Regions from separate parts of the Homo sapiens genome. Here all the other regions are linked to region 2. A link is a loop called in an ENCODE intact Hi-C map of the cell type or tissue named here. Cell type or tissue: PC-3. All regions are shown on one strand.

What was found. Peaks named below come from ENCODE experiments on the same cell type or tissue, not always from the same donor. Only the 100,000 strongest peaks of a DNase experiment are listed, where the experiment ranks them.
Region 1: a loop joins it to region 2, with 9 times the contacts of the local background. A loop is called at or near these places in 2 of 110 quality-filtered maps.
Region 3: it touches region 2 in a loop (2.8-fold over the local background); 3 of 110 quality-filtered maps call a loop at or near these places.
Region 4: a loop joins it to region 2, with 5 times the contacts of the local background. A loop is called at or near these places in 2 of 110 quality-filtered maps.

The regions. Positions count from the first base shown.
Region 1 is chrX:4,543,859-4,551,858 of GRCh38, forward strand. No RefSeq gene overlaps it. Among named protein-coding and RNA genes, the nearest start is that of FAM239C, 610 kb to the left of the region's middle. RefSeq lists an enhancer at 1,885-3,084. In PC-3, CTCF peaks have their summits at 3,563 (motif pointing right) and 6,372 (motif pointing left); DNase peaks (open chromatin) are centred at 2,518 and 3,573; H3K4me3 peaks cover 2,214 bases; H3K27ac peaks cover 1,454 bases.
Region 2 is chrX:4,665,857-4,673,856 of GRCh38, forward strand. No RefSeq gene overlaps it. Among named protein-coding and RNA genes, the nearest start is that of FAM239C, 730 kb to the left of the region's middle. In PC-3, a CTCF peak has its summit at 4,998 (motif pointing left); no DNase peak of the experiment used is centred here; H3K4me3 peaks cover 1,123 bases; H3K27ac peaks cover 1,762 bases.
Region 3 is chrX:4,841,040-4,849,039 of GRCh38, forward strand. No RefSeq gene overlaps it. Among named protein-coding and RNA genes, the nearest start is that of LINC03070, 880 kb to the right of the region's middle. In PC-3, no CTCF peak of the experiment used is centred here; DNase peaks (open chromatin) are centred at 392 and 3,562; H3K27ac peaks cover 940 bases.
Region 4 is chrX:5,108,850-5,116,849 of GRCh38, forward strand. No RefSeq gene overlaps it. Among named protein-coding and RNA genes, the nearest start is that of LINC03070, 610 kb to the right of the region's middle. In PC-3, a CTCF peak has its summit at 4,493 (motif pointing left); no DNase peak of the experiment used is centred here.

The DNA.
Region 1 (8,000 bases), 120 kb before region 2:
GGGGTCCCGCACAGATGGGACACGGCTTAGGAGGAATCCTGGGCTGCAGGCATTTCTTGGCTTGGTGGCCAGATTTCTGGCACTTGTAGCAAGCTCCTGTGGGAGGAGGTTCTGGAGGAACGCCTGGCTGCTGCGGTTCAGGTGTTTGGAAGTTCTTGTTTGCTGGAGATGTGGCTGGGGTTTGTCTCACAGTGGAGGCAAGGAATTGCAACTTTTTTTTTTTTATTATTGTACACCTTGAAGGCGAGGTTAATTAAATCCTGTTGTGGAGTTTGAGGGCCGGAATTTAATTTTTGGAGTTTTATTTAATATCGGGAGCAGATTGGGTAATAAAATGTATATTGAGAATAAGACGGCCTTTTGACCTTTTAGGGTCTAGGGCTGTAAAGCGTCTCAGGGTTGCTGCCGAACGAGCCATGAACTGGGCTGGGTTTTTATATTTGATGAAAAAGAGCCTAAACGCTTCTGATTTGGGATAAAGAAAAAGGAGCATTAACCTTGACTATGTCTTTAGCTCCAGCCACCTTTTTAAGAGTAAATTGCTGGGCAGGTGGGGGAGGGCTAGTCACGGAACGAAACTGTAAGCCGGACCAGGTGTGAGGAGGGGAGGTGATAAAAAGATTACAGGGTGGAGGAGTGGAGCCTGAGGAAGAATTGGGACCTAGCTTGGCGTGGAGAGGAGGGGAGAGGTCAGATGGGTTTGTAGAAAAGGAAGATTAGACACACTCAGCAACGCCTGGGGTTGGGACTGAGGGGACAGGTGGGAGGGAAAGAAGGAAGATTTGGGACGAGTTGCACTGGGCACAGAGACTAGGAAGGGACGGATGTGTAAAAGAATGCCTGGACATCAGGCACCTCAGACCATTTGCCCATTTTTTGACAAAAATTATTTAGGTCTTGTAGGATGGAGAAATCGAAAGTGCCATTTTCTGGCCATTTAGAGCCATTGTCAAGTTTGTATTGGGGCCAAGCGGTGTTGCAGAAGAAAATGAGGCATTTAGGTTTTAGGTCAGGTGTGAGTTGAAGAGGTTTTAAGTTCTTGAGCACACAGGCTAAGGGAGAAGGAGGAATGGAGGATGGAAGGTTGCCCATAGTGAAGGAAGCAAACCCAGAGAAAAGAGAGCGTAAAGACACGGAGGGAAGGGGTTTGGGGTTTCTTGCCCCCTAGAAAAGTGGGACTTGCTGCTAAGGGTGAAGGAGAAGGGGTTAAGGGGTACTTGCCCCTGCCCCAGGAAAGCAGGACTTGCCACTAAGGGTGAAGGAGAAGGGGTTGGGGGGTACTTGCCCCTGCCCCCTAGAAAAGCGGGACTTACCGCTAAGGGTGAAGGAGAAGGGGTTGAGGGGTACTTGCCCCTGCCCCAGAAAAGCAGAGAAGGGGTAGAGACAAGGAGAGAAGGGGTTGGGGTACTTGCCCTGTCCCCAGAAAAGCAGAGAAGGAGTAGAGACACGGAGAGAAGGGGTTGGGGTACTTGCCCTGTCCCCGGAAAAGCAGAGAAGGGGTAGAGACACGGAGAGAAGGGGTTGGGGTACTTGCCCCTTCCCCAGAAAAGCGGGACTTGCTGCTAAGGGTGAAGGACCAAGGCAGTTGTCCCTGCGTGGTCTGACACCCTTGAAACGTGGGTGTATAATCAGAGAGGCATCCCTGCAATGATTAAACACCAAGGGAAGGCTGCCTTCCCAGTCTGTGACCAGCGCCGGAGTTTTGGGTCCACGGATAAAACGTGTCTCTTTTGTCTCTACCAGAAAATGAAAGGAATTGAAATTAAGAGAAGGGAGAGATTGAAGTGTAGTGCCAAGATTGAAAGGAGAAAGTGGTTGAGGGATAGTGAGGGAAGTTGGAGAAGAGAGTAAAAAGAGGCTGCTTACCAGATTTGAAATTGGTGAGATGTTTCTTGGGCTCGTCGGTCTGAGGACCTGAGGTCGTAGGTGGATCTTTCTCAGGGAGCAAAGAGCAGGAGGACGGAGGATTGATCTCCCAAGGGAGGTCCCCCGATCCGAGTCATGGCACCAAATTTCATGTGCGTCCATGTGAAGAGACCACCAAACAGGCTTTGTGTGAGCAACATGGCTGTTTATTTCACCTGGGTGCAGGCGGGCTGAGTCCGAAAAGAGAGTCAGCAAAGGGAGATAGGGGTGGGGCCGTTTTATAGGATTTGGGAAGGTAATGGAAAATTACAGTCAAAGGGGGTTGTTCTCTGGTGGGCAGGGGTGGATCTCACAAAGTACATTCTCAAGGGTGGGGAGAATTACAAAGGACCTTCTTAAGGGTGGGGGAGATTACAAAGTACATTGATCAGTTAGGGTGGGGCAGGAACAAATCACAATGGTGGAATGTCATCAGTTAAGGTGGGGCAGGGCATATTCACTTCTTTTGTGATTCTTCAGTTACTTCAGGCCATCTGGGCGTATACATGCAAGTCACAGGGGATGCGATGGCTTGGCTTGGGCTCAGAGGCCTGACAATGACCTGCTCTGTATGTCCTCATGTAACATTATTGCCAACGAAATAGATGCTCTGAAATACAACTACTAACTTAAACTAACTCTGAAATGTTTCATCTCTGCTCTGATTCATGCCATAATTATTTTCAAACAGAGAGATAAGCAGAACTCCGAACTGTTAAATCCCTTAGAAAGCCCACAGCCCAGTGCACCCTTAAAGAAAGGGAAATAGAGCCGGGTACAGAGGCTCATGCCTGTAATCCCAGCACTTTGAGAGGCCGAGGCGGGAGGATCACGAGATCAAGAGATCGAGACCATTCTGGCCAACATGGTGAAACCCCCGTCTCTGCTGAAAATACAACAATTAGCTGGGTGTGGTGGCACGTGCCTGCAGTCCCAGCTACTTGGGAGGCTGAGGCAGGAGAATCGCTGGAATCCAGGAGGCAGAGGAGGTAGCAGTGAGCCGAGATCGCGCCACTGCACTCCAGCCTGGCGACAGAGCGAGACTCCGTCAAAAAAAAAAAAGGGAAATAGGATCTGATGAAAGTGTGTATTGGCCCCACATCAAGCAGCTATAATTCACAGAAGTAATGCTAGAAATGTTGCTGCCTGGCTTTTAGCCCAGCGAGGTTTCCAAACCTCTCTTTAATTACAACAGACCTACCTCAACATTCGGCCATGTAATCTGTAGCTCAAATGTCAACATCATTCTCAGCTAAGCCATGCAGTAGAGAAAGGCTCAATTATGTTTCTAAGCTTGGCTGCACCTTAGAATCACTTGGAAGCTTTGGAGAAAGAAATGCCTCTGAGTCCCACTATCAGAGACTTACTTAAGTGTTTTGAAATGCACCTGCGGAAATGTGAAATTTTAAAGGTTTCAGGTGATGCTAATATGCAGGTAAGTCCAAGAACTCTACGTATTCCTAGAAATGTGCGTTCCGTGGTCACCCATGATGCTTTTCGCATGGGCTATCACTATTTTTATGCGTGCATCGAGCATGATACTTTATGTAAGCGCGGGACATGTTAATATGCATTGTAAAAAGTTGCCTTGCTAATGTTCAATGCACATTTGCATAACCTCTTAGTGCCATCTTCATGGGGCATGCCATATCAGACAATGGCCAGCAGGTGGCGATGTTGATTTGAGTTGCTGAGAAGTGAAATTTTCCTTAAAAATCTGGCATCTTCAAGTGACCCCCTCAAGGGCTTTGCTTTGTTTTAACTACACCTGCCAACACCTGGAGAGGGTCAATTGTGCATAATGAGCGTTCATATGGAGGTGCCGAAACCACAACTTTGTCATGGTATTTGTTCAAACCATGCAAATGCTTCAATCATCTCTATTTGTTCAATGTTTAGGGTGCCATGAAAACATAAATATCTAAATGCAGTCTTTCCAGACAGATATTTGGTGATGGGCATTGATTCCAGAAAAGGGGCATTCTCCGAAAAGATGCTGAGGAGGAGAGCAAATATAGCTTTTGTGAAGAAATGTTTACCCGGGTGGGACAAAGAGAAGCACAATTGAGGCTGGAAGTTGAATCCAGCTGAAAAGAGATGCATTTAGCCTAATTAAGTTAATGGACCCTTCACTGAATTGAACAGAATTTTTAGTTCCTGTACATTAAAAAAATGGAACACCACCAAAAAAAAAAAAAAAAGATGGGAGAAAAGAATTAGATTTTCACCCATCAGAGATGAATTTGAAATGCTAATATGACCAGGTTAGAACTAGGAAAAAGACATAACTGGGAATATTTTTGGAGCATTCACTTAGTTCCCAGATTCAGTGAAGTGGTTATAGACAGCATTGTAAATCGTATTGGCTGGATTTTTCTTCCACACATAACAGTACAGGCATTAGACTATTAATTAAGTAACTCGTTCATTCATTGAAGCTAGATCGAGCACCTACTGTGTGGTAAAGACTGCATACTGTGTAGCCCTATGGAGACTAAAGGAGATTACTTTCAGTTCTTTCTGTAAGTTGTTCTTCCACCTCCGGTGCTAGATCTAAGGTCACCTACCCATCAGCTTGGTCTCTATCCCCTTCTCCATGTTAATAAATATTCCTGACATATAATAAATTTATGGACAGAAACTACAACTTCACTCAGACTAATTATTTTAAAGGATATGTCTATCTTTAAAAAACGCATTTGAACATTTTACTGAAAGCCAGCAATTTAAACTTAGTGTTTAAACAGATCAACTTGAAGCCCTTCTTTACAAAATAAAAAGTTTAGCCTTCTAGCTTAAACTTAGGATGTAGAAAGCTTGTAAGAAGATCATCGCTCCAACAATCACGGCAAAATCAAGGACACATCATAAACTAAATCTAAAGTTTCTTGAATCTGTCAGAAAACTCCAGTTTTAGGGTATGGTGGGTAATATTAGGTGTCAACTATTGAGGGACGCCTAGACAGCTGATAAAGTATTGTTTCTGGGTGTGTCTGTGAGGGTGTTGCCAGAGGAGATTGACATTGAGTCGGTGGGGTGGGAGAGGAAGACCCACCCTCAGTGTGGATGGGCACCATCTAATTGGCTACCAGTGTGGCTAAAGCAAAGCAGATGGTTAGAAGGTGGGAGAAGCTGGCTTGCTGGGTCTTCTGGCTTTCATCTCTCTCCCATGTTGGATGCTTCACTCTGTTCCTCCTGCCCTTGGACATGAGACTCCAGGTTCTTTGGCTTTTGGACTCTTATTTATTTATTATTTATTATTTATTATTATTATTATTATTATTTGAGATAGGGTCTCACTCCATCGCCCAGGCTGGAGTGCAGTGGTGTGATCTTGGCTCACTACAACCTCTGCCTTCTGGGTTCAAGCAATTCTCCTGACTCAGCCTCCCAAGTAACTGGGATTACAGGCACCCACCACTACACCAGACTAATTTTTGTATTTTTAATAGAGACAGGGTTTCATCATGTTGGCCAGGCTGGTCTTGAACTCTGGGCTCTGACCTCAAGCAATCCACCTGCCTTGGCCTCCCAAAGTGCTGGGATTACAGGTGTAAGCCACCGTGCCTGGCTGGTTTTTGGACTCTTGTACTTACACCAGTGGTTTGCCGGGGGCTCTTGGGCCTTTGGCCACAGACTGAAGGCTGAACTGTCAGTTTCTCTGCTTTTGAAGCTGTTGGACTTGGAATAAGCCACTACCAGTTTCTGTCTTTCCCAGCTTGCAGATGGCCTATGGTGGGGTGTCACCTTGTGATGGTGTGAGCCAATTCTCCCTAATAAACTCCCTTTCATATAGACATAGAACCTATTAGTTCTTTCCCTCTGGGGAACCCTGACGAATATATAGTGCAAACAATCAGGCTGAAATACAAGGAAAGGCAGGCGTTTCTAAGGTGAGATGGGATGTGTGTACATCTTACCTTGAACAGACACAGAAAACACACAAATGGATAAGACACATGTGGAGAAAGTCTTAAAGGGCTTGCTGAGGCTGACAGTGGACTAGCATAAAGTTGTAGGACCTCTGGGAGATGCAGCCACAAGAGGAATTTGCAGCTGTCACCGAGTCTTCACAAACTTTACCTGTTACCTACTAGGAAGACTGGGGACAAGTTGAGGGAACTGAAAAAGCCCCCAAGATGATGTCTTGGGAGAGTTGAACAGTAGTGGCAGAGACTCTTCTCCATGAGTCTCTTGTCCTCCATATCTTATGGGTGTGCTAAGTAAGAATGCCAGGTGCTGACCACTCTTTCCCTAGAGTATTTCTCAGGGTTGTGGCTCTACTACATGTTCGACCTTGAAGGAGCAGGTGACATCTTCCTCCAGGACAAAGAGCAGGCTCTGCTTATCGGGGGTTATGAAGTGGCCGACTTTTCCCAGGCTCTGTATCTCCCTCCTATAAGGCAGCCCATAGCAGGTGTAGGTTCCCATCCAAGTTCATCCTCAGCACCCCCTTGTGGTCCTGAGAAAAAGAAGCTGATGCTCTGGCAATGGCTTTGCTGGAAACAAGTCTCTAGTCTTAGACCTAAAAGTTCTGTGTCTTCTGCCAGCATCCATAGAATGGCAGCATTGCAGCAAGCTATTTTATTAACTTGCAAACAGGATATACTCCCAGACTCTTCATAGTTCTTGATGGGAAGTCACTCCTGGTTTGCAGTTTGCAGGTGGAACAAAAGTCTTCAGTTGCAGGAAATCCTGTGCAGCTGAAGATCCTCTGTAGCCTTAAGAAAATAATAATAATAGTTTTATTATGTGTTATACTATATATAATGAGTATTATATACAATATACACAGCTGACCCTGGAACAACATGAGTTTAAACTATGGGGATCCACTTATCAGTGGATTTCAGTAGGCTGCTAGCTAAGTTTTGGTGGAATTAAAAGCTATATGTGAACTATTTTTGAGACGGAGTCTCACTCTGTCACCCAGGCTGGAGTGCAGTGGCACAGTCTCAGCTCACTGCAACCTCCCCCTCCCGGGATCAAGTGATTTTCCTGCCTCAGCATCCTGAGTAAGCTGGGACTACAGGCATACACCACCATGCCTGACTAATTTTTGTATTGTTAGTAGAGATGGGTTTCACCATGTTGCCCAGGCTGGTCTTGAACTCCTGACCTGAAGCGACCTGCCCACCTTGTCCTCCTAAAGTGCTGGGATTACAGGCGTGAGCCACCGTGCCCAGCCTATATGTGAACTTTTAACCATACAGGGGATTGGTGCCCCTAAGCCTCGCCCTGTTCAAGGGTCAACTGTACACAATCATATAATATGAATATAATTGTATATAATTCATTGTGTATACTATATATAGTTATACATATATTATGTACAATTTTATACCTTATATTCTATATTATGTCATGTATAATATATTTAAATATATAATATATAATATATATTTTATAACATTAATTAGCAATATTTTTTGTTTTTAATATAATATAGTATGTTATATATATCTATATCTATCTATAAAATCTACCATGTATCTATGTATCTTCTATCATCTATCATCTATCATTTATCTATGTCTCATGTATCTATTACCTATGTATGTATGTATGTATGTATGTATCTATCTATCTATCTATCTATCTATCTATTTATTATCTATCTATCCCTCTATGCTGGTGAGGGGATGAGAAGGGCACTTTACCTCTGTGGTATTTGTTCCCAACATTCCCTAACCCCACTCTAATGATAAGACAAACAGGAGACAAATGTGGCATGGGAAATATTCCACAGACTACTTGAACAGTACTCAAGACTGTCATGAAAAAGCAAGGGAAGTCTGAGAAAGGGCCACAGACAGGACATGGGGGAGGGGTGACAAGTAAGTGCAGTGTGATCCCTCAATGGGATCCTGAGACAGAAAAAAAAAAAAAGTTCATAAAAAGCCGGTGGAATCTGACCAAAGGTCTGAAGTGTACTTAGGAGTGCTGTGTCAATGATGTCGGATTCTTAGTTTTGACAAGTACAGCACAGCCACATTAGATGTTAATAATGAGAGGAACTGCTTGAGAGTTGCACAGGGACTTCCTGTACTCCATGGCAATCATTCAATCAAGCCCATTTAAAAAATTCCGTTTTA
Region 2 (8,000 bases):
GTTTATATTTTGTATATAATATCAATGTGATATGTTTATATTAATTTATATATTATATATATTTATAAATATATCTGTCCAATTTCCAAATTAGAGTGGGAATTAGATCAAGATTAAAGTGTGATTTGAAATTTGGTCAAGCTACAAAAAATGTAAATATAAATGTAAATAAAGAAGAAACAATGGCCCAGCATAAAAACAATGTGCATAGAGTAAGATAAAAGATGAAAACGATCAGGTACTGTATTAAATATGTTATCTCAATAAATATGGAGAAAATCAATTTTCCTATCAAACTAAAGACTATCAGATAAGGTTATGCAGATAAAATCAGGTTGGGCATAGTGGCTCATGGCTGTAATCCCAGCACTTTGGGAGGCTAAGATGGAAGGATCGCTTGAGTCCAGGAGTTTGAGACCAGCCTGAGCAACAGGGTGAGATCCTATCTTTCCCAGGAAAAAAAAAAAAAACAATTAGCTAGGCATGGAGGTACGCACTTGTGAGCCCTGTTACTTGGGAGGCTGAGGTGAGAGGATTGCCTAAACCCAGGAGGTCAAGCCTCCAGTAAGCCATGATCGTGCCACTGCACTCCAGCCTGGGTGACAGAGTGAAACCCTGTCTCAAAAATAAATAAATAAATAAATAAAGATAAAATGTATTTGCAATGCTTTTGAAATGATACACAGTAAAGCAATTAAAAAGGAAAACAATAAACTAAGACACAAGAAAATACCCACATGGAAATGTAAATTTTAAGAAAAGGATTGATTGGTCGTGTTCACAGCAGATGGAGCAGAATTGAGGTTCTTCATTGAGATTTGGAAGATAAATGCTGGGACCCCCAGCCTTGAATAAACACAGATGGGTGCATGCAATAAAAAAGCCTCTGCTCTTTTCTGGCTTTGAACATTGTATGTATATTATGTGATACTCAGAGCCACTGCAGCCACTTTGAGGACAAAACAATTGCAATAAGAAAAAGAAGAGTTAAAAAAAAAAAAGGCAAAGAAAGAAACTGATTAAGACCCCTGGAATTGTTGAGTTGCTGAATTAACAGGTCCTGGAAGTGTTTTCTGGCCTCTTTCTTTTTACCTGAGAAATATAAACCCTTATTGTTCAAGCTACTTTTATTTAGTTATGTTTTTAATTATTAAATTTGAAAGCATCCTAAGTGCTATATTGTGTTTTGGGAAAAAAAGGTATAAGGTATAAATCATAAATATATCTATATTATATATACAGATATATATGATACATATCTATGTATCTATATGTCATATATATGATATGTATTTATCTATATATCACATATATCATATGTATATGATATATGTTTGTGTACGAAGCCACATATCAAATTAATGAAACCAAAATCGCATTGAAATTTGAGGAGAAAATGATAGAAACACCTTTTTGGAGGTTCTGCTAGTATAATAAGACAAGGCATTGGAATAATTAGAAGAGTAAGAAAAAATATGTTTATTCTTATCTAATAAACATTAGTAAGTGAGTGTGGCTAATACATAGGTTTTCCAACATGGTTGGATACAAGGGATGTGTATAAAAGGTCACTTTTCAGTTATTTTGAAAATAGTATATGATAACTAGAAATGCAATCGTAAATTAAAATGGTATCACACATATTATTAAACCTGTAGACATATTTACCGAGAAAAGAGTAACACAAATCTTACTGAAAGTCAAATCTTAGGCTGGGCGTGGTGGCTTGCATGTGTATTCTCTGAACTTTGGGAGGCTGAGGAGGGAAGATCACTTGAGCCCAGGAGTTTGAGACCAACCTGGGGAACATGGAAAAAGCAGGTCTCTACAAAAATAAAAATATTAGCTAGGTGTGGTGGCTTGTGCCTGTGGTCCCAGCTCCTTGGGAGTCTGAGGTGAGAGGATCACTTGAGCCTGGGAGGTGGAAGCTGCAGTGAACCAAGATGATGCCACTGTACACCAGCCCGAATGATTGAATGAGACCCTGACTTGCAAAAAAGAAAGAAGTAAAATTTGTAGAATATGTAAATTTATGTATTTTTTGAAAAAACTTTTTATCTGACTTGAAGGAAATGGAATGGTTCAACAAAATGGCATCTTCACAACATTTTATTCGGCCATTAAATCAAAGAAAAAGATTTACATACTCAACAACTTGGGTGAATGCCATGTGTGTTAAGTCAATAAAAGCCCATTCAAAAGATCTTATACTGTATTACTCCACTTATAGTGACAAAATTCTAGAAATAATTGTAATAATTAGCATTGCCAAGGGTTGTGGATAGTGGAGAGGAGGTTGTATTAATCTGTTCTCACGCCACTAATAAAGACATACCCAAGACTGGGTAATTTATAAAGCAAAAGAGGTTTAATGGACTCACAGTTCCACATGGCTGGGAAGACCTCACAATCATGGCAGAAGGCAAAAAGAGGAGCAAAGGCACCTCTTACATGGTGGCAGGCAAGAGATCGTGTGCAGGGAAACTGCCCTTTATAAACCAGCAGATCTCATGAGACTTATTTACTATAACCAGAACAGCACAGGAAAAACCCACCCCCATGATTCAATTACCTCCCACTAGGTCCCTCCCACACCATGTGCAGATTATGGGAGCTACAATTCAAGATGAGATTTAGGTAGGGACATAGCCAAACCATGTCAGAGGTGAACCAGTTTCATTAGAAAAAGGGATTTTTATGGTAATGAAATAGTTCTGTATCTTTTCAGTGGTGGTTCCTCAAAAGTAGACATGAGAAAAATTATGTCATAAAACTATATATACATTGGACCCATATTAATTTCTTTGACATTGTAGTATAGGTAAATAAGGTATTGCCATTAGGAAAACCTGGTTGAAGGGTATACAAGACCTCTGTGCTATCTTCACAAATTCCTATGAATCTCTAATTCTACCAAAATTAGTTTTAAAAATACGGTATCAGTGAATGTCAGGTTTAAACTGTCTTTACAGAGATTAAACTTAATACCTTAAATGGTATGCTTTCATGTCACTTCTGATTCTTTTTCTGAATAGTTTAAACCTAATGGTATGCGGTCTTACTTTAGAAGTGAATATTTCCGTGTTTTATATTTCACATATTTGCTTACTTTCTCCTTTGGGTATTTTCAAATGCTTACAATAATTTGACACCATGATTCACTGTTTACTCTTGCTTGAGAAATAAAATTCCAGATTGGAAATAACTCACAAACGCATTAACAGTATTGTTTATTATCACCTGCAATGCCTAAGCAAACTTTCAAGATCTCACGATTTTCTTTCTCTCTCAGTTCAATCAGCTTTTGATTTGCTATTTCGTTTCCTGTTCTTCAGATTAACTTTCTTTTTATTCTTCCCATTAAATGCAATTTTTCATCTTTTTACGTTTGTTCTGCCTTCAATAACAGAGAAATATTATGTAACTGTGTTTGCCCAAACTATTTTTTTCTAGTTGTTTCCCTGACTTAATAGCTCAGTATGACTCAGCATTCTAGAAATTAAAATAGAGGAAGATTCTAAATACACAATCAACTTCGCTTTTGTGTGTTCATCACAGCAACATGTAACAAAAAGAAACATTTCTTTAGAGTAGAAACATTTTGAGAATCTAGCTTTATTTTTCTTTTTTTGAGACAGGGTCTCACTCTGTCACCCAGGCTTGAGTGCAGAAGTGCAATCACAGCACACTGCAGCCTTAACCTACTGGGCTCAAGCAATCCTCCCACTTCAGCCTTTGGAGTAGCTGGAACCACAGATGTGTGCCACCACGTCTGGCTAATATTTTTTTTCTTTTATATTTTGTAGAGACTGAGTCTCGCTATGTTGTCTGGGCTGGTCTCAGACTCCTGGGCTTGAGCCATCCTCCCACCTCAGCCTCCCAAAGTGCCAGGATTACGGACATGAGCCACCTCACCCAGCCAGGATCTAGCTTTCTTGCACCTCTTAGAAGTGGCATAAATGTAATGGAAACAGAGCCTTATTAGATTTTCATTTAATGTTTTAGAAGAAACATCAGTAAAAAGCTCTCTAAAACATCTCCTTTTGTAGATAACGTTAAAAAAACCCTTCAAAACATAAAATAAAAATACTTGAGACTTCATTGTTGATGAATTATTGTATGCATTTAAGCACTGCAATAAAATTCAGTTTAGAACACTAATAACCCTAGTCAGAATTTAATTGGGAGGCTAACAAAAACCTAGATTATTGTTGCTCTTCAAAATATGTGAGCTCAAAGATGGTACTTTTGTTACAATTTAAATGCACTATGGCTTCTATATTTTTAAGAGCAGAAAAATAAAGGAGCAAACATTTTTACATATACAAAATAAAAGAGTGAATCACAAGCTGATAAATTTTGCTTCTCCAAAAGAAACATGTATTCATAGAAAGTAGAGACTTATTCTAATATTTATAAATGCAATATTAAGCAATTCTTTACAAAGCAGGCATAATACACAAAAACAAATCATACTGCTAGGCTAAATGTGTAGCTTTCTTACATTTATTAAGAAAACACATTGTCAAGCCATCTTTTGGCATTATATTAAAGTGCATTTTTGCATAGTTTGTGTGGCAAAATAGTGAAGGTTTTCAGAAGGATATGTGTGTGGAACCAACAGATAAACATATATGTGTTCAATTTTTCTGTTAAAAATAGCATTGCATCTCCAACACAATAAAGAATAACAATTTGCTCCCTCCTTCAATCTACTCTCAGTGGGCTACAGATGCCAGGTCACCAGACATTGTTCATTCTCTTAACCAAGGGGGAGAATCCTCTAACCTGGGGCTCCCCAACCCCCAGGCCACAGACTGGTACTGTGGCCTGGGGGTTGGGGAGCCCCAGGTTAGAGATACCAGTCCGTGGCATGTTAGGAACCAGGCCACATGGCCGAAGGTGAGTGGCGAGTGAGCAAACAAAACTTCATCTGTATTTACAGCTGCTCCCCATGGCTCACATTACCACCTGAGCTCCACCTCCTGGCAGATCAGTGGCAGCAGTAGATTATCATAAGAGTGCAAACTCTATTGTGAACTGCGCATGTGAGGGATCTAGGTTGCGTGCTCCTTATGAGAATCTAATTCCTGATGATCTATCACTGTCTCCCATCACCCCCAGATAGGACTGTCTGACTGCAGGAAAACATGCTCAAAGATCCCACTGATTTTACATTATGATGAGCTGTAGAATAATTTCATTATATATTACAATGTAATAATGGTGGAAATAAAGTGCACAATATATGTAATGCTCTTGAATCATCCTGAAACCATCCCCCTGCCACTGGTTGATGGAAAAATTGTCTTCCCTGAAACTGGTCCCTGGTACCAAAAAGGTTTGGGACTGCTGCTCTAACCCTCTTGTCTCTAGGGAGAGGCCTGTCCTAATGGTTGCTTGGACCTAAAGCCATTTAGGACAAGGAGTACTTGAACGAAGCTTTCCTCCAATTGCCCTAGTGAGATTCAATACAAAATTTGAGGAGCCCAGAAGTACAAAGTGGAGTCCAGTTCACTGCAAAAGAGGCAGGCTCTCAAAAAATTTTTCCTTTCCTCTCTGAGTTAGTGTGCTATTGCTCCCTAGTACTTAAAAGACTGTAAACCAAAAATAAAATCCTAAGCTCCTCAACTAACTGAACAAACCCCCTCTGGGCCAAAGGGACCCCAGAGAAACCTGAAAAACTGGATTCCCAGCCATGACAGGAAGAGAGGTCAGACATACGTCCTTCCTTACCCCTCCTGCCTTTTGGAGTCTAGGCACAACCCACCAGCATTCACATTAAAGTACGGCTCAAAAGACTGACAAAACAGACCCCTGGGACAGGAAATTACCAAATTCCAACCTGACTCTGGTATAGCATCGTATGACAGATAGCAGACCCGGAAGGAAATCAAAATATCTCACCCCAACATAGATTTCTTTGTCATATTTTGAAATGGCCCTGCAAAACCATCTTTCCTGGCAGAAATTTGCATCTGTGGAGAATCTCCATTCATACAGCCAGGACTTTGCTGTATCTAGGAAAGATTAACTCTAAGTCTGACACCTTGAAAGGTCTGAAAAGAGACATTTACCATCTGTTCTCTCTGAAGGCTGCTACCTGGAGGTGTCTTCTACATGATAAGTACCTTGGCTTCCACAACTCCTCGCCCTTTATCTTAGCATTTATTTCTACTGACTTCAACTCTTTAGACAAAACTTAACTCTTTCAACCAATTGCCAATCAGAAATCTTTAAATCTACCTATGACCTGTAAGGCCCCACTTCAAGAGATCCTGCCTCTTTAGGCTGAACCAATGTACACTTTCCATGTAGTGATTAATGATGTCACCTACATTTCCTGTCACCCTAAAATGTATAAAACCAAACTGTAACTGCCTCGGGCACACTTTCTCAGGACCTCCTAAGACTGTTTCCCCAGGCCGTGGTCACTCATATTGGCTCAGAATAAACTTTTAAAATATTTGACAGAGTTTGGTTTTTCCATTATCAAAGCTAAGAGGAAGTGGATAGGTAGCTTGATTTATCTTTGCTTTAAACCTGGAAGTGTAGGCTGGGCACGGTGGCTCATGCCTGTAATTGCAGCACTTTGGAAGGCCGAGGTGGGCAGGCAGATCACTTAACGTCAGGAGATTGGGACCAGCCTGACCAACAAGGCAAAACCCCATCTCTACTTAAAATACAAAAATTAGTCAAGCGTAGTGGTGCGCACCTGTAATCCCAGCTATTTGGAAGGCTGAGGCAGGAGAATCACTTGAACCCCGGAGGCAGAGGTTGCAGTGAGCCGAGATTGTGCCACTGCACTCCAGCCTGGGTAACAGAGCAGACTCCATCTCAAAAAAGCAAAACAAAAAAACAACCTGGACGTGTGAATACACTTGGGAATAGAGAGACTTGACCAGGTATACCTGTGACACGGACTTTCTGGCTGTTTGAACCCTGTAGGTTCACAGGCATGGACGCCACCGCACATTCTGCTTTGTGGAGGGCAGCAGTGTAGGTACTCCAGCAACAAAGGGGTCTAGGATAAGGGATCCCCCAAATACAAGGGGGCCAGCAGCTGGAGCAAGAAATGCAGCAGAGCCTGCAGAAGTCCAGAAAACAGATGCTCAGACCTTGAAGTCAATTTGAATAACAAAACAGGACCTAGGACTTAAGGAGATCCAGATAAAAAATGCAACTCTCTCCTTAACATCAATCTACTGAAACAGAGATTCTAAGATGCGGAAACAGTGGTGACTTGAAATAGGAGAAAGAATATCATTACATGCTAATTATGTTAAATATGAGATATAATGAGAAGAATAGAAAAATGACTCATTAATTATTAATGAACTGAATTACCTCATCCATATTACAAAAACTAAGCTGCATCCTATTTATGCAAGCATACTAAAAAATAAAGTGATAAAAAAGTTTCAGAAAACAATGCTATGTAGCAGAGGCAATAAGAATTTGTCAAGAAGAGATCTAGTGTTAAAAAAATGTAATGAGAGTAATTTTATTTACATTAAGTAAAAATAACAGCTAAATGAGTGAAACAAAAATCATTAGGAGTGAAAGGGGAAATTTTTAAGATTATATTTATAGAGGCATAGTTTGCATGCCTCTACTACTTCATGAATTTGAGAAATTAGTAAATCTAACAGTGAAAAATAAGGAAAGAGAAAAACATAAGAATTCAAATGATAGGTTCAATTTAATATGCCTCTCATTTATGCATATATACACACAGGCATATACATGCATATATATATGTCATAATATCTTTATGTACATATAATGGCCATATGCATTATTGAGAACATACACATATACAGTATCAATATAATTTGCATATAAGAAACTTCAACAAATCTGAAAAAGTGAAAATTGTGTGTGCTGTATGCTGAAATCATAACCTAAATAAGATATAAATAAGCACAGATAATTGACCCTAAACTTCCACATTGTTTACAAATTAAGGAATGTAATCTAACTCTGTATTCAAAGAAGGT
Region 3 (8,000 bases), 180 kb after region 2:
AAAGTTTGATGCTTCCAGCTTTCTTTTTCTTGCTTAAGGTTGCTATGGCTATTCGGGACCTTTTGTGATTCCATACAAATTTTAGAACTTGTTTTCCTATTTCAGTGAAAAATACCATTGGAATTTTGATAGGGATTGTATTGAATCTGTCTATCTCTTTAGGAAGTATGGGCAGCTTAACAATATTAATTCTTCCAATCCACAGGATCATCCCATGGATGTGAATAAGCACAGCTCTGTGACCACCCCTGCCATCAACAGCCCTGGCCTGTGCAGGAGGCTGACTCAGACCTTCTGAGGGAAGTTCTCTCAACAGCACATTCCTGACTGCCTTAGTGAAGGGTATGTTCTCTGCACGTTTTTTACAGGACAAACCCGGGACTATATCAAAGAATGTTCCCTCCAAACTTGGAAGGAACCCAGAGACCAAAGAATGCCTCAGACAAGTCCAGCTTGCTGAGTAGATGCATTTATTAGGACTTAAATATAAAGTACTCCTGGGCAGCAGCTGGACAGCTCCAGAGATCTGCCCTGCTGCCTGTCTCAAAGCTGCTTTTAAGCTAATATTCTGACTCTTTACCTACTGCATGTGATGAGACTGTTTTTCTTGGTATATATCTAGATATGCTCTGGGATGTTTGAGTTCTCAGAGACACCTGCTCCTAGGCTGGGCATCACAGCCTTGGCTCACTGCCTGGCTTTCAGGGTTCAAGTAGCAGACATACAGTCTTAAATAACCTGGTGTCTTAAGCACTCATGAAAAATTACCAGCTGAAGTATCTCATAGCCATATATATATATATATATATATATATATATATATATATATATATATATATATATCAGCACAGCAGTGGTGACTGCAGAATGGCAGAGCCAGTCACCGCTTTCAGCTTTTCCTCCCTGAGTACTTGAGCAATGCATATCCATGACCAACCCACATTGATACATTTATGTGTATTGTGGCATGCGTATTTTCTTTTCTTTTTTTTCAAGACAGGGTCTGCTTTTTTACAGATGCATTCTGCCATGACTGGCTAATTAAAAAAATATATTTTAGTAGAGATGATGAGATTTTGCTCTGTTGCCCAGCCTGGTCTTGAACTTCAGAAATCCAGAAGTCCAGAATTCCCTTTGGAAAAAAGTGGGGCAGTGAGACATTTGCAGCCCATACTGTCTGAGCTATTATTGTAGAGTTCCTCCTTCTAGGAATCAAGCCATTTCTCAGCCTGTGGGTTCTAGATTAGAAAATTGCTTTATTTATTTATTTATTTATTTTTGAAACAGAGTCTCCCTTTGTCACCCAGGCTGGAGTGCAAGGGTGAGATCATGGCTCACTGTAGTTTCCAACTCCTGGACTCAAACAATCCTTCTAGCTTAGCCCCCTGAGTAGCTGGGACCACAGGTGCACACCATTATGCGTGGATAATTTTTACATTTTTTATACAGGTGAAGTCTTGCCATATTGCCCAGGTTGGTCTTGAACTCCTGGGCTCAAGTGATCCTCCTCCCTTGGCCTCCCAAAGTGCTGGGTTTTTAGGTGTGGGCCATTGTGCTTGGCGGGTATACACATTTTCAAAGCTCATGGAACTATATTCTCAAAATACATTTATTCCATTATATATAAATGATGCCTCAATAAAGTTGATTTCAAAAAAGGGAATTTTCTTAGAGAGGATTTCTCCTCCTGGATACTACTGACATTTGGGACTGGGTAATTCTTTGTGGTGGGGGCTGTCCTATGCATTGTAAGATGTTTAGCAGCACCTCTGGCCTCTGCCCACTAGGGAACATCCCTGACTCTATTCCCTCTTCCGCACTGGGCCATGACAAACAAAAATGTCTACAGACAAATGTTCAATTATCAAATGTTCCCTAGTAGACAAAACATCCACCAGTTGGAAACTGCTTATCTAATGCCACAATACTTGGTTCACTTAAATGACAAAATAAATGAAAGACACTGAAATCAGCAGACAACCCAGAAATGGTCACCAGTAAATAAGAGTTTTTAGTGCATGAGGAAGATAATGCATTTAGTGAGTGTTAGAAACATTAGTCTTGCATGTTTTTTAAATAAATGCAAACTTTGGAAAAAACAAATGTAGGTCTCTATTTTACGCCAAACGTCAAAATTCCAGAGATATGCAGTTAGAGTTAAATTGCCTGATACAATGAGAAAAAGAACATAGAGGTGGGTATGACCTTAAAGCAGAGACAGTCCTTCTAAGTAATTTCAGAGATAGAACTTCAAAGGGGGATGGGATTTTTGTTACTTAAGCTCAATAAGTCAGATAGAATGATTGCACCTCAAAGCAAATTTGTCCATAGCTTCAAATGGAATGGTTGCATCTCAGAGCACGTATCCCCTCCCCATCCAGCACTGAAGCCCAGAATGAAATGTGACCATAAAAATTTGCACTACTAATACTGTAATCAATCAAATAACATTTTTTCCCTACCTGGAAGCCTAAATTATATTGAATTATATACTATAAATTAAATTGATATATTTATTATTTTCAATCCCTCTGTGTGATATGCATGGAGAAAATATATCGCAAGGTTTATGGTTTAACTAATCATTTAAAAAGAAGAATAATACAATTTTCTTGCAGGAAAATGGAGATATAAGCCTTATGCATATATATAAAGTATGCTTTTCTCATATTTAAATTAAGAGAAATATGACTATTTTGACATTACATAATGACATATAAGGACTATAAAGGTTTTTGTTTCCAACAGGGAGACTATGCCACTAAAATTGCATTAAATCAGAAGAATTATCGATGGCAATATAAAACAAAAACAGAAGTCAGAATCACAGAAAAATATTTGAAAATTCATTAAAAATATTACACAATGCATAACTGCAAGTTTTTGTTCCTGACATACTTACGTATAGAAGCAACATATTCTAAAATACAGTGATTTAATGAAGTTCAGTGATAAACAGTTGACATATCTCTCATTTGAAAATATGTTAAAATGATGAATAATTTGGTCAATGATTATTGATGGAGTGCTGATACTAGAAAACCACATGGTTTTGTACATTTCTATTATCAGCCAAGAATGACTTAATTTTTCTTTTCTTAGTGAGGTATATTTGGTTAGTTGGCTACGCAACATCTATATGCCCATTTTTTTCCAGCTATCAGAAATCCTAAAAGTGTGACAGCAATGTGAAATAAATCAAGTGATTAATCAATATTGATCCAATGCAATCATGACATTTCTCTTCCTGCTTACCCAACTTCTCCTGGGCCATGTGACCTGTACAGCCAGTAATGTACATGGTGTATCCACTGGTGAAGGGAGTGGTGTGGCCATCTGTCCTCCATCTCTCTGCCTGATGTGTAGACAGGAAGCAGAAAAACATTCTCATGGAGCCTCTTATCCCCTGCCAGAACCGACAGAATTTCTTTGCTTGACCAAACTGTGGTCATGCTCCTAAACCTTATCTTAGGTCCTTCTGTGCACTTCCTTATAAAATCCAGTTTTAGCAAGAACCCTGCTAAGCCAGTTTAGCAAGAACGCTTCACTCTCCATATCTGTTCAGACTTCTCATCCCCCTCCCTCCCCCAGGTGATGTTTGATTTCACTGGCCTGTCTTCAGCTAAAATCCTGTTAGGTCAGCTTAGCCAGAATCCCTGTCATCCTTGGTGTCTCCTCTTAGTCATTTTCCATCCACTGACCTCCGCCCTGCTCCCCGGCTATAAATCCCCACTTGTCCATGCTATATTGAGAGTTGAGCCCAATTCCTCTCCCCCACTGCAAGACCCCATTGCCATAGTCCCTGTATCTATCCCAATAGCCCAGAATAATGTCTATTTTACCATGCTTTAACAGGCATAATTAATATTTCTTTTATTTAACACGGCATACCATGTTCAGGCTTCTGGTTAGCTGAGAAAATTAGCACCCTGTATGTTTAATCCATCTAGAGTTAGATGATAGTTGCTGTTTTAGGCTGAGCTTTATCCTCTCCAAAATTCACATGTTGAGACATTAATCCCCAGGACCTCAGAGTGTGACTGTGTTTGGAGGTGGGGCCTCTAGACAGGTGATTAACATAAAATGAGGTTGTTACTGTGGACCCTAAGCCAATAGGATGGGGGTCCTTATAAGAAGAGATGAGGACACAGACACGCACAGAGGGACCACCATGTGAAGACACAGGGAGAAGGTGGTGCCTACAAGTCAAGGGGAGAGGCCTCAGGAGGAACCAGCCCCGCCCACGCCTAGATCTTGAACTTCCAGACTCCAGAACTGTGGGACAATCAATGTCTGTTGTTTCTAAGCCACCTAGTCTATGGTATTCTATTATAGCAGCCTGAAATGGACTGAGGACACAGACATGCACAGAGGGACGACCCTGTGAGGGCACAGAGAAAAGACGGCATCTACAAGCCAAGGAGAGAGGAGGAACCAGCCCTGCCCACACCTTGATCTCAGACTTCCAGCCCGTAGGACTATGAGAAAATAAATTCGATTGTTTAAGCAGCCCAGTCTATGACACCTTCACATAGCAGCCCTAACAAATTAACATATTAAATGGTTACCTCCAGCCTAAAGAATCTGGCAGCATCGATATATTAATATATAGTTTTGATTATGAGACTTAACCACAGATTATGTCCTGGAGCCAGATATGGACAAGGTACATTCTGGCGTTTGCCCAGCTACAATGCAATGCTAGTGACCATGAGTAGACAATAGCCATGACTGACAACTCCAATACCTTTAAGATGATGATCATGGTTTCTGGGGAGGAGCCCAGGTGGCTACCATAGAAGGACCCTATTGGATTTGTCAAGCACCAACTGCAAACTCAGTGATTATGCCAGCCATGAAACTCACATTGTTACCTTACAGTCACAGTGAATTAATACCTATGAGAAATGTGAGCTCACACAAAGTTTTAGAATATTTACTGCATTATAACTCAGAATATGACCACACTGTTTAAATATTAGGACACACAGTGGTTTTCAAAAACTGATGCCTACTACAAATCCATCCAATCAACACATACTCATCTAGTAAACACCTTTAGATAGAGCCTGTGCTACCAAGACTACAATGATATCTAGATGACTTTGTTGTCCTCACAAAGCATAAAGTCAAGCAATAGAGAGAAACAGCATCTGTAAGTATATGAAAAGTATAACAAAATGTTAACAAATACCAGCTGCTCTGATTTCTCTGTCTCATCTAAATTGCATAGGAAATATTGAGTTTCTTTATTTTTGCAGGTCAGCTGATGCCCTGACTCAGATAGCCCATCTCAACAAGCTGATGAGACAAACTCAGTTCTTCTCCTTATTCCATGGATATGCCACATATGTGAGGTTGTTCCTGCATTGTGCCTTTTTGCAACCTATAGGGTCTTTCAGGCATTAGCAGTTCATCTGCGTTTGTGGTTTGTACAGAACAGCAGAGTCAATTTGCCATAGGAGAATCATGCAGCTGTTTCAGGTTAAGGAATGATAGCACAAGTACCTTGCTTGCAAATCTAATAGACTACACCTCAGATGACTCTTCCGTGCTTCGCAAAACTTTTTTAAGTTCAAGTAAATTCCCTTTCTCACAATTAGTGCATCCCAGGATTATCACCCTCTGTTTGACACCCAATATAATTCCCTGTAATTAGTTGCTCATTTTGGAAACATAAAAATTAGAAAGATAATGGATTTCTTGAATTATTATTTTTTTTTCAAGGAGAGATTGAAAATTTCTGAGCCTAGGAATCTTAGTGCATAAAACCTTTTTAAATGAGGGAATGGAAACATGATATTTATATCTCACTGCTCTAAAGGAAATAAAAAGTGGGGTTTCTTGAAAATGAAAAAGGGCTAACAAAAGTATTGGAAGAGTAGATATAAAAAGTCCACTAAGGTGAGGGAACATTTGAGAACTAGTGGATGATTGATGTTAGTTGAAGGTAAGAGAGAAATGATTTCTTGCAGTGGGTAAAGCAGTACGCGCTTGCAAGGAGTAATGAAAAATACATGCTTGCACATGGAATCAAAAAAGAGCCCACATTGCCAAGAAAATCCTAAGCAAAAGGAACAAAGCTGGAGGCATCACGCTACCTGACTTCAAACTATACTACAAGTCTACAGTAACCAAAACAGCATGGTACTGGTACCAAAGCAGATATATAGACCAATGGAACAGAACAGAGGTCTCAGAAATAGCACCACACATCTACAACCATCTGATCTTTGAAAAACCTGACGAAAACAAGAAATGGGGAAAGGATTCCCTATTTAATAAATGGTGCTGGGAAAACTGGCTAGCCATATGTAGAAAGCTGAAATTGGATCCCTTCCTTATACCTTATACAAAAATTAATTCAAGATGGATTAAAGACTTAAATGTTACACCTATAACCATAAAAATCCTAGAAGAAAACCTAGGCAGTACTATTCAGGACATAGGCATGGGCAAAGACTTCATGACTAAAACACTAAAAGCAATGGCAACAAAAACCAAAATAGACAAATGGGATTTAATTAAACTAAAGAGCTTTTGCACAGCAACAGAAACTACCATCAGAGTGAACAAGCAACCTACAAAATGGGAGAAAGTTTTTGCAATCTACCCATCTGACAAAGGGCTAATATCCAGAATCTACGAAAAACTAAAACAAATTTACCAGAAAAAAGCAAACAACCCCATCAAAATATGGGCAAAGGATATGAACAGACACTTCTCAAAAGAAGACATCTATGCAGCCAACAGATACATGAAAAAATGCTCATCATCACTGGTCATCAGAGAAATGCAAATCAAAACCACAATGAGATACTACCTCATGCCAGTTAGAATGGCAATCATTAAAAAGTCAGGAAACAACATGCTGGAGAGGATGTGGAGAAATAGGAACACTTTTACACTGTTGGTGGGAGTGTAAATTAGTTCAACCCTTGTGGAAGACAGTGTGGTGATCCCTCAAGTATCTAGAACTAGAATTACCATTTGACCCAGCCATCCCATTACTGGGCATATACCCAAAGGATTATAAATCATGCTACTATAAAGACACATGCACACATATGTGTATTGTGGCACTGTTCACAATAGCAAAGACTTGAACCAATCCAAATGTCCATAAGTGATAGACTGGATTAAGAAAATGTGGCACATATACACTATGCAGCCATAAAAAAAGATGAGTTAATGTCCTTTGCAGGGACATGGATGAAGCTGGAAACCATCATTCTCAGCAAACTATCACAAGGACAGAAAACCAAACACCACATGTTCTCACTCATAGGTGGGAACTGAACAATTAGATCACTTGGACACAGGACGGGGAACATCACACACCGGGGTCTGTTGGGGGGTCGGGGGCTGGGGGAGGGATAGCATTAGGAGAAATACCTAATGTAAATGACAAGTTAATGAGTGCAGCAAACCAACATGGCACATGTATACCTATGTATCAAACCTGCACGTTGTGCACATGTACCCTAGAACTTAAAGTATAATAAAAAAAGAAAAATATGCAAAAAAATACATGCATGAAATTCAATAAAAAGGAAGTTACTGAGAGAGTAGATGGAGTAGAAAAAGAATGGATTATGGAAATAAAAGGCAATAAAACATGAAAGATGGGACTTCCATTGATTAAAGGTGATGATAACTAGCCATAAACTGAGGACTGTCATCAATTCAACTGAAGGCTAGGAGTTTCAAAGTAAAAGAATGTTTTATTTATGGCATATATATATATATGTAAATGAGATACATATATCTCTCATTTACCAATATATTGTCTATCTATCTATATCTGTTATCTATCATCTGTCTAATCTATCTATCTATATCTATGCATCTATCTACCATCTATCATCCATCTTCTATTTATCTAGATGGAAGGATGGATGGATGGATGGATAAATGGATCAAAAATTAGGCAAATAAATGATAGATATATATGTATTGATATTGAGGGTTGTCAGCTCTTTTTATCTGAATACTCTAGT
Region 4 (8,000 bases), 440 kb after region 2:
TAAAAAATGATGAGTTCATGTCCTTTGTAGGGACATGGATGAAATTGGAAATCATCATTCTCAGTAAACTATCGCAAGAACAAAAAACCAAACACCGCATATTCTCACTCATAGGTGGGAATTGAACAATGAGATCACATGGACACAGGAAGGGGAATATCACACTCTGGGGACTGTGGTGGGGTGGGGGGAGGGGGGAGGGATAGCATTGGGAGATATACCTAATGCTAGATGACGAGTTAGTGGGTGCAGCGCACCAGCATGGCACATGTATACATATGTAACTAACCTGCACAATGTGCACATGTACCCTAAAACTTAAAGTATAATAAAAATAAAAATAAAAATAATTTATTCTTAAATATAAATACCCTGTTTCAGGTGTTCCATTATAAGCAATAGAAAATGGACTAGTGCACTCACCAACCATCATCTTTCAGGTGTAGAAAAATAAGGCACTGCTTACTCTCCAACCCAAACATTACCTTCCACCTAGGAGGTACATCTTTGATAGGTTCCCATCCAAGGTCTGGTGAGTCATGTCTAATTTAGGAGCAATTCTTTAGTACATGTTTAGAATTGAAAATAATGTTGGCCAGGTATAGTGGCTCATGCCTATAATCCCTGACTTTGGGAGGCTAAGGTGGGAGAATAGTTTGAGGCCAAGAGTTTGAGACCAGCCTAGGCAAGACAGTGATACCCCATCTCTACAAAAAAATAGAAATTTAACAAAAATTTTAAAAATAAAATAATGTTTAATTGTAAAAGAACAAGTGTTGGTGAGGCTATGGATAAGTTGGAACACTTGTGCATCACTGGTGAGAACTTAAAATGCTGCAGCCATTACAGATAACAGTATGATGGTTCCTGTCAAAATTAAAAGTAGAATTACCACATGACCCAGCAATTTCCCTATTCAAATTCAGGTGGAAAGAATTGAAAACAGGGACTCAAACAGAAAATTATACAAGAGTATTCATGGAAGCATTCTTTAAATAGTGACGAAGTGAAAACAACTCAGATGTCCATCAGCGGATGAGTCGCCAAACAAACCGTGGCCTATCCATACAGTGGAATATTATTCAACCTAAAAAAGGAAGGAGCCTCTGACACATGCTACCATGTAGATGAATATTTTATTATGCTAAATAAAATAAGAGAACAAATATTGCATGATCCCACTCACATAAAATATCTAGAATAGCCCTAATCATAGAGAGAAAATATAGGATAATGGTGACCAGGGTCTGGGGAGAGGGCAAATGGGGGAGTCATTGCTTAATAGCTGCAGCGTTTCTCTTTGGGGTAATGAAAGTGGTTTGAAAACAGTCTTGATGGTTGAGCAGCATTGTGAATGTAATTATTACCACTGAATTGTACACTTAAAATGGTTAAAAGAGCAAATTTAGGGTATACGTATATCTAGCACAATAAAATGTATAATTATCCTTAGCAATAAACAATCTTAGTGAGATCACATTTTCCCAGTTGTTCATGCATTATCATCTAGGTTCCACATTTTAAAATTTTGTTGCTTAAAACAAAGAAATATTTCTTTGTAATTTTTCTAATATAAGTGACTTAGGCTTTTATTTATTCCACTTATTTTTGTGACTGGTCCATCTCACAGCTACAATGCATCTTAAAACATCATCGTTTAATCTGACATGTCAGCTTTCTTAAAAATATTTTTAATATTTTATCGTTCCTCTTTTAAGAGATGTGTATTATTTTGGACATCGTTACGAAAAGTAATTTCTGCATATTTCTGACAGCAGGCCATTTAATGTCACATTCTTCTTTTTGTCTGTCTTATCACTTGAGCACAATAGATCAGGATTCTAGTCTGTGGATATTTCGAGATGAAGAGAAAATATCATTTCTAAGGAAAGATAAAATTTTAACACCATAAATATTTTCATCACAATACCATCTTTTTGCATTCACCTACATTGTGATTAATGTAGAACATACCTGATTATAAAAACACATTTATTAAATTCAAATAATAACTACCTTCCTTTCACGTAAGGATTATACTTTAGAATTTAATATTCTTAACTATACTACTGATACATTCTAAATGCAAAAGACAAAATATAAAAAGTGAAATTCAATACAATTGCAGATGCCTTTTAATATTAGCGTAATAATCTTATATGTTCATTTCCATTATTTGAGCAAGAGTTTTGTTTTTCTCTTATTTATTTCCTAATTAAAGAAGAAACACTAGATTGCTACAAAATTTTTAAGGAATGAATGGATATCGAGAATTGTTTAAATAATGTATTTACAGTATCTCCTCTAAATAATACATTGGGATTATTTGGACCTTGTATTACTCTTAGGGCTACTGTAACAAAGGACGACCGACTAAGCAGCTTAAACAACAGACATTTATCCTCCTGGAGTTCTGGAGGCTGAAAGTCCGAGATCAAGGTGTGGGCAGGGCTGGTTCCTCCTGAGGCCTGTCTCATTATCTTGTAGACACTGTCTTCTCCCCGTGTCTTCACAGGGTCGTCCCTCTGTGTGGGTCTGTGTCCTCATCTCCTCTTCTTATGAGGTGTCTTAGGTCCATTTCAGGCTGCTATAATAGAACACATAGACTGGGTGGCTTATAAACAACAGACATTGATTCTCTCACAGCCCTGGAGGCTGGAAGACTGAGATCAAGGTGTGGGCAGGGCTGGTTACTCCTGAGGCCTCTCTCCTGGGCTTGTAGATGCCGTCTTCTCCCTGAGTCCTCACCTGTTTGTACCTCTGTGTGTGTCTGTAACCTCATCTCCTCTTCTTACAAGGACACCAGTGCTACTGGATCAGAGCTCACCTTAGTGATCTCCCTGTACCTTAATCACCTCTTTAAAGACCCTGTCTTCAGCGTGACCAACATGGAGAAACCCCGTCTCTACTAAAAATACAAAATTAGCTGGGCATGGTGGTGAGTGCCTGTAATCCCAGTTACTTGGGAGGCTGAGGCAGGAGAATCGCTTGAATCCAGGAGGTTGTTGCTGTGAGCCGAGATTGCGCCATTGCACTCCAGCCTGGGCAACAAGAGTGAAACTCTGTCTCAAAAAATCAAAAAACAAAAAACCCTGTCTTTAAAAATAGTCACATTCTGAGGTCCTAGGGGTTAAAGCTTGGACATACAAATTTTGAGGGGATAGGCAGAATTCAGAGCATAACAAAGAAAAATTCACACATTATAAATAATTTGTAGAATGACAGGATTATAATATGATCTTTTTGACTTGATTTGCAGGGATGTCACAGAGACACATAAGCTTGTGTATGCACATACACACTCACACACATACATATAATTTGTGCACATGCACACACACATCCATATCATCCATGCAGTGCTACAAAATTTTGCTTTTTCATTTTCATATACAAGAAGCAAAGGATATTCATGTTCAGCAATTTTTGACAGACAGTCTGTCCCATGCTGTTGTGCACTTTAAAAGCACACACAGAAAGAGCAATTTGAGGTTCTCAGATGCTTGACCCACTTCTACTCACTAGGATGGACTCATCTGTAGATGTTGCAGAACTGTGGTGCATAGCGGTGCATGAGCACACCACTCAAATCCCTTATCTCCACTCTCCGAGCCCGTGTGCTCATGACATCATACTTGGTGCATTTCACAAACCACTTCCAAAGTATTTCCCTAATCCAGGTGTCCAAGAAATATGTGCTGGGCCCTTCTGCAGTTCTGTGCCACGCACTGTGTTGTAGCTCAGTGATTTACTGACTTAAAATTTTAAATAAAACCACCATCTTCATAGCTAAAGCCAAGTTATTTATCACTATTTTCTAGTGAACTTTAACATAGAACATGTTCTAGAGTTTCCTCAGCTTAGCAACCATCGCTTGTTTTTATACAAATTCAAAAGCAGACACTAAATCGGTGAACAGTGGGAAAACACGTTTCTTTTGCAACATATTGATTTCGACATCAACAAAATAAAATAAACAAAAACATCTATTAAGTCACAGGGAATTGGATCCACACGTTTTATCTCTGCCCACTTCAACCACACAAAATGTCTATCCATCATCTATCTATCTAGCATTTTTGTTTTATTTTATTTTTTAAGGAAAAGAGGTGCACATTTTATTTTACTTATTTATTTTTCTTTTAACTTTCATTTTAGGTTCAGGGGTCTATGTGCATGTTTGTTTTATAGGGAAACTCTGGGGCCTACTTGAGATTGGAGGGTGGGAGAAAGGAAATATCTAGCATTTTTCTGTCTATTAAGTTTATTTTACCAAGTCCCAACAATTATCAGGATTTTGCCAGTTTTATTCCATCTTTTCCATCTGTTTCCGTTTCCCGCAAGCTAACTCCCCAAGTATATTAAGGTAATATATGTATTTAATATTACATCTGAGACACAACATCACTTCACCTGTGTATAATGCACAGCGAATCTGCAATAGATAGAAGGTGATGTTGTTGTCTTTTGAACAACATTGCCATCTACAGGCAGGGTCAATATACACTATATAAGACAGAAAAATCATCCCCCAAATCAGAATTATAAGCGTGTTATTTAAGCATTTAATAATCACTATCACATCATTGCACGCTGCTTACTCAAACCTGTGAAGCAGCAAAAATGGTCTATAATTGTCTATAATTAAATGACCAAGTCAAGGACGTTCCTGCTCTGGGTGATTCTCTGCTTCCTAGATTGGCAGAGCCATTAAATACATTGGACAAATTGAGGGTGCAAAAAAGCTGTACACTGCTCCCGAAACATGCAAAAATGGGATGCTGTCCAAACACAGCGATTTGAACCTGGTTTTTCTTTGTTTATCTTTTTTTTTCTTTTTTCTTCTTTCTTTTTTTTTTTTGCTAAAGCATTCATTTTCTTTTGTTAAGTACGTTATTAAAATGTTTTTAAAATAGGCACTGGTATCTTTTGTGGTGGACCTCGATTACTCAAACTATTACATACAAATACATTGCATTTACATTTGAGGTTTAAATGTATTATTAAAGGAATTTGTGGACCAGCAATTTGGGATCATTTGGGAAAATTTATCATAACAACTCTAGATAAATGAGTTGGAAACCGTAGAGATGCAGTTTCTCTGCCTGGGATGTGCAAAGAACAGATGTCTGTAATTCCTGCAATTTTACTAATAATTTGGTGATTTGTATGTTTTTGACTTCTATATCCTAGATGAAGAGACAATTGCAATAATCATGCCTAATGGTGAGGAGGAAAATTATCAACGGTGGTTACTTTTCATTCTCTCTTTAAAGTTTTGTTGTTGCTGTTGTTCGCTTGTTTGTTTGTTTTGAGACGGTCTTGCTCTGTGGCCCAGGCTGGAGTGCAATGGCACGATCTCAGCTCACTGTAGCCTCTACTTCCTGGGTTCAAGTGATTCTCCTGCCTCAGCCTCCTGAGTAGCTGGGATTATAGGCACACACCACTACACCTGGCTAAGTTTTTTGTGTTTTTTAGTAGAGACAAGGTTTCACCATGTTGGCCAGGCTAGTCTCCAGCTCCTGACCCCTGGTGATACACCCACCTGGGCCGCCCAAAGTGCTGAGATTACAGGCATGAGCCACCGTGCTGAGCCTTCTCTGCAAAGTTTTAAAGTAAAACGTGGGAATGATGAACAATTTTTTAAAACAGCGTAAGTTGCAGGATACTACAATAGATGTAATCAGAATCTATGTCATTGAGTTTTCTGTGGTAATTAAATAAACAAAAAGTATGTGCAAGGCATGTATTTCTGATATCAAACCCAATATGAATACTATGCAGCCATACAAAAGAACAAGATCATGTTCTTCGCAGGAGTGTGCCTGGACCTGGAGGCCATTATCCTTATGCAGCCATAAAAAAGAAGGAGATCATATCCTTTGTAGGAACATGAATGGAGCCTGTAAACCATTATCCTTAGCAAAGTAACACAGGAACAGAAAACCAAATTCTGCATGTTCTCACTTATAAGTGGGAGCTACATAATGAGAACACATGGACACATAGAGTGGAACAACAGACATTGGGGCCTATTGGAGGGTGGAGGGTGGGAGGAGGGAGAGGATTAGGAAAAACAACTAATGTGTACTAAGCTTAATACCTGGGTGATGAAATAATCTGTATAAAAAACCCCCATAACACAAGTTTACCTGTGTAACAAACCTGCACATGCACCCCTGAACTTCAAAGTTAAACAAAAAGTACTATATTGTTAATGAGAATGCAGGTATTTCCTATTTCCCAAATCCTGTTTCGTGAAAAATATGTTAAATATTACATGATATTGAGATTAATTTGCCAGTGGTAATACAGCAATGTTTTAAAAGTTTTTACAGGAAAGTCTCCATTTGTAACTCACTCATTGGTGTTTAGAAGGTCATTCCCACTGAAAAGCCCACCTCTGGACCTGTCCTAATCTTGCTGGCATAGAGGTTAAATTGGGAAATAGAAAGTACCCAGATATTTCTTTCTCTATTGTGGAATTTGGAATGGGTTGGTTACAGAATTGAAAGTAAATTGAAAACTAGCACATGGAAAGTTTATTAAAGCATTTGACAATGAACAATAGAAGTTTGAAATGGGGAGTCTGGGAGCAGATAGAGAAGGATGGAAAGATGGGAGGATGGGCCTGGATGGGCCTTCTCTACTTGTTAGAAAAGATTTGTGTTCAATTATATTATTTTGGTAATAATGCTAAAAGTGGGTATGATCTGGGGAAAGATATGGAAACAGGCAAACAGGATGAAGGAGAAAATATTACTACCAACATCATAAAAATAAGTGAAGTCTGCTGTTGAGCTTTATTTACTAAAAGTTACTAAAATAGGAAAAAACTTAAAAATAAAATTTATATTGTACGTTTTCTTTCTTTTTTTTAACTTTTAGGTTCACGGGTACATGTGGAGGTTTGTTACACAGGTAAAAGTGTGTCATGGGGTTTGTTGTACAGATTATTTCATCAGCCAGGTATCACCCTAGTACCCATTAATATCCTGAGCCTCTCCCTCCTCAACCTTCCACCCTCCGATGGCCCCAGTGTGTGTTGTTCACCCCCATGTGTCCATGTGTTCTCATCATTCAGCTCCCACTTAAAAGTGACAACAGGCAGCATTTGGTTTTCTGTTCCTGTGTTAGTTTGCTAAGGATAATGGCCTTCCGCTCCATCCATGTTTCTGCAAAGGATATGATCTCATTCTTTTTTATGGCTGCATAGTGTTCCATGGTGTGTGTATGTGTGTGTGTGTGTGTGTGTGTGTGTGTGTGTATATGTTTTCAGTATGCATCTTCATGCAGATCTTTCAAAGAAACTGATTTCACAGACCACCATCAATGGTGGCCACTGGAGATCAATACTGGCCAAACTTTGGAAATAAAATAGTAATGGAACTTAGAACCTAGCTATATATGAGTTTGCTAGGGCTGCCATAACAAAGTCCCACAGACTGTGCAGCCTAAACTCTCTGTCTCTATATATACATAGTACGTTTTCACCAGTGGTATATCTAACCCATGGTGTTTGATAAAAATGTTGGCATTTCACCAATTGTTTGGCATTAGTTTGCTTTCATTTGCATGTGAGCAGTGTCTACACAAAATACACATATTAAAGTCCTAACCCCCAGTACCTCAGAAAGGGACTGTATTTGGAGATAGGGCCCTTAAAGTGACAATTAAAGTATAATGAGGCCATTAGGGTGGGCCCTGGTCCAATAGGACTTATAAGAAGAAATTAGGACACAGACACACAGAAAGACAACCATGTGAGGACACGGGGAGAAGACGGCGTCTATAAACCAAGGAGAACAGCCTCAGGAGGGATCAGCCCTGTGACACCTTGATCTCAAATTCCTGGCCTCCAGGATGGTGGGGGAATAAATGTCTTTTGTTTAGGCTGCGCAGTCTGTGGGACTTTGTTACGGCAGCCCTAGCAAACTCATATCGCTAGGTTCTAAGTTCCGTTACTATTTTATTTCCAAAGTTTGGCCAGTATTGATCTC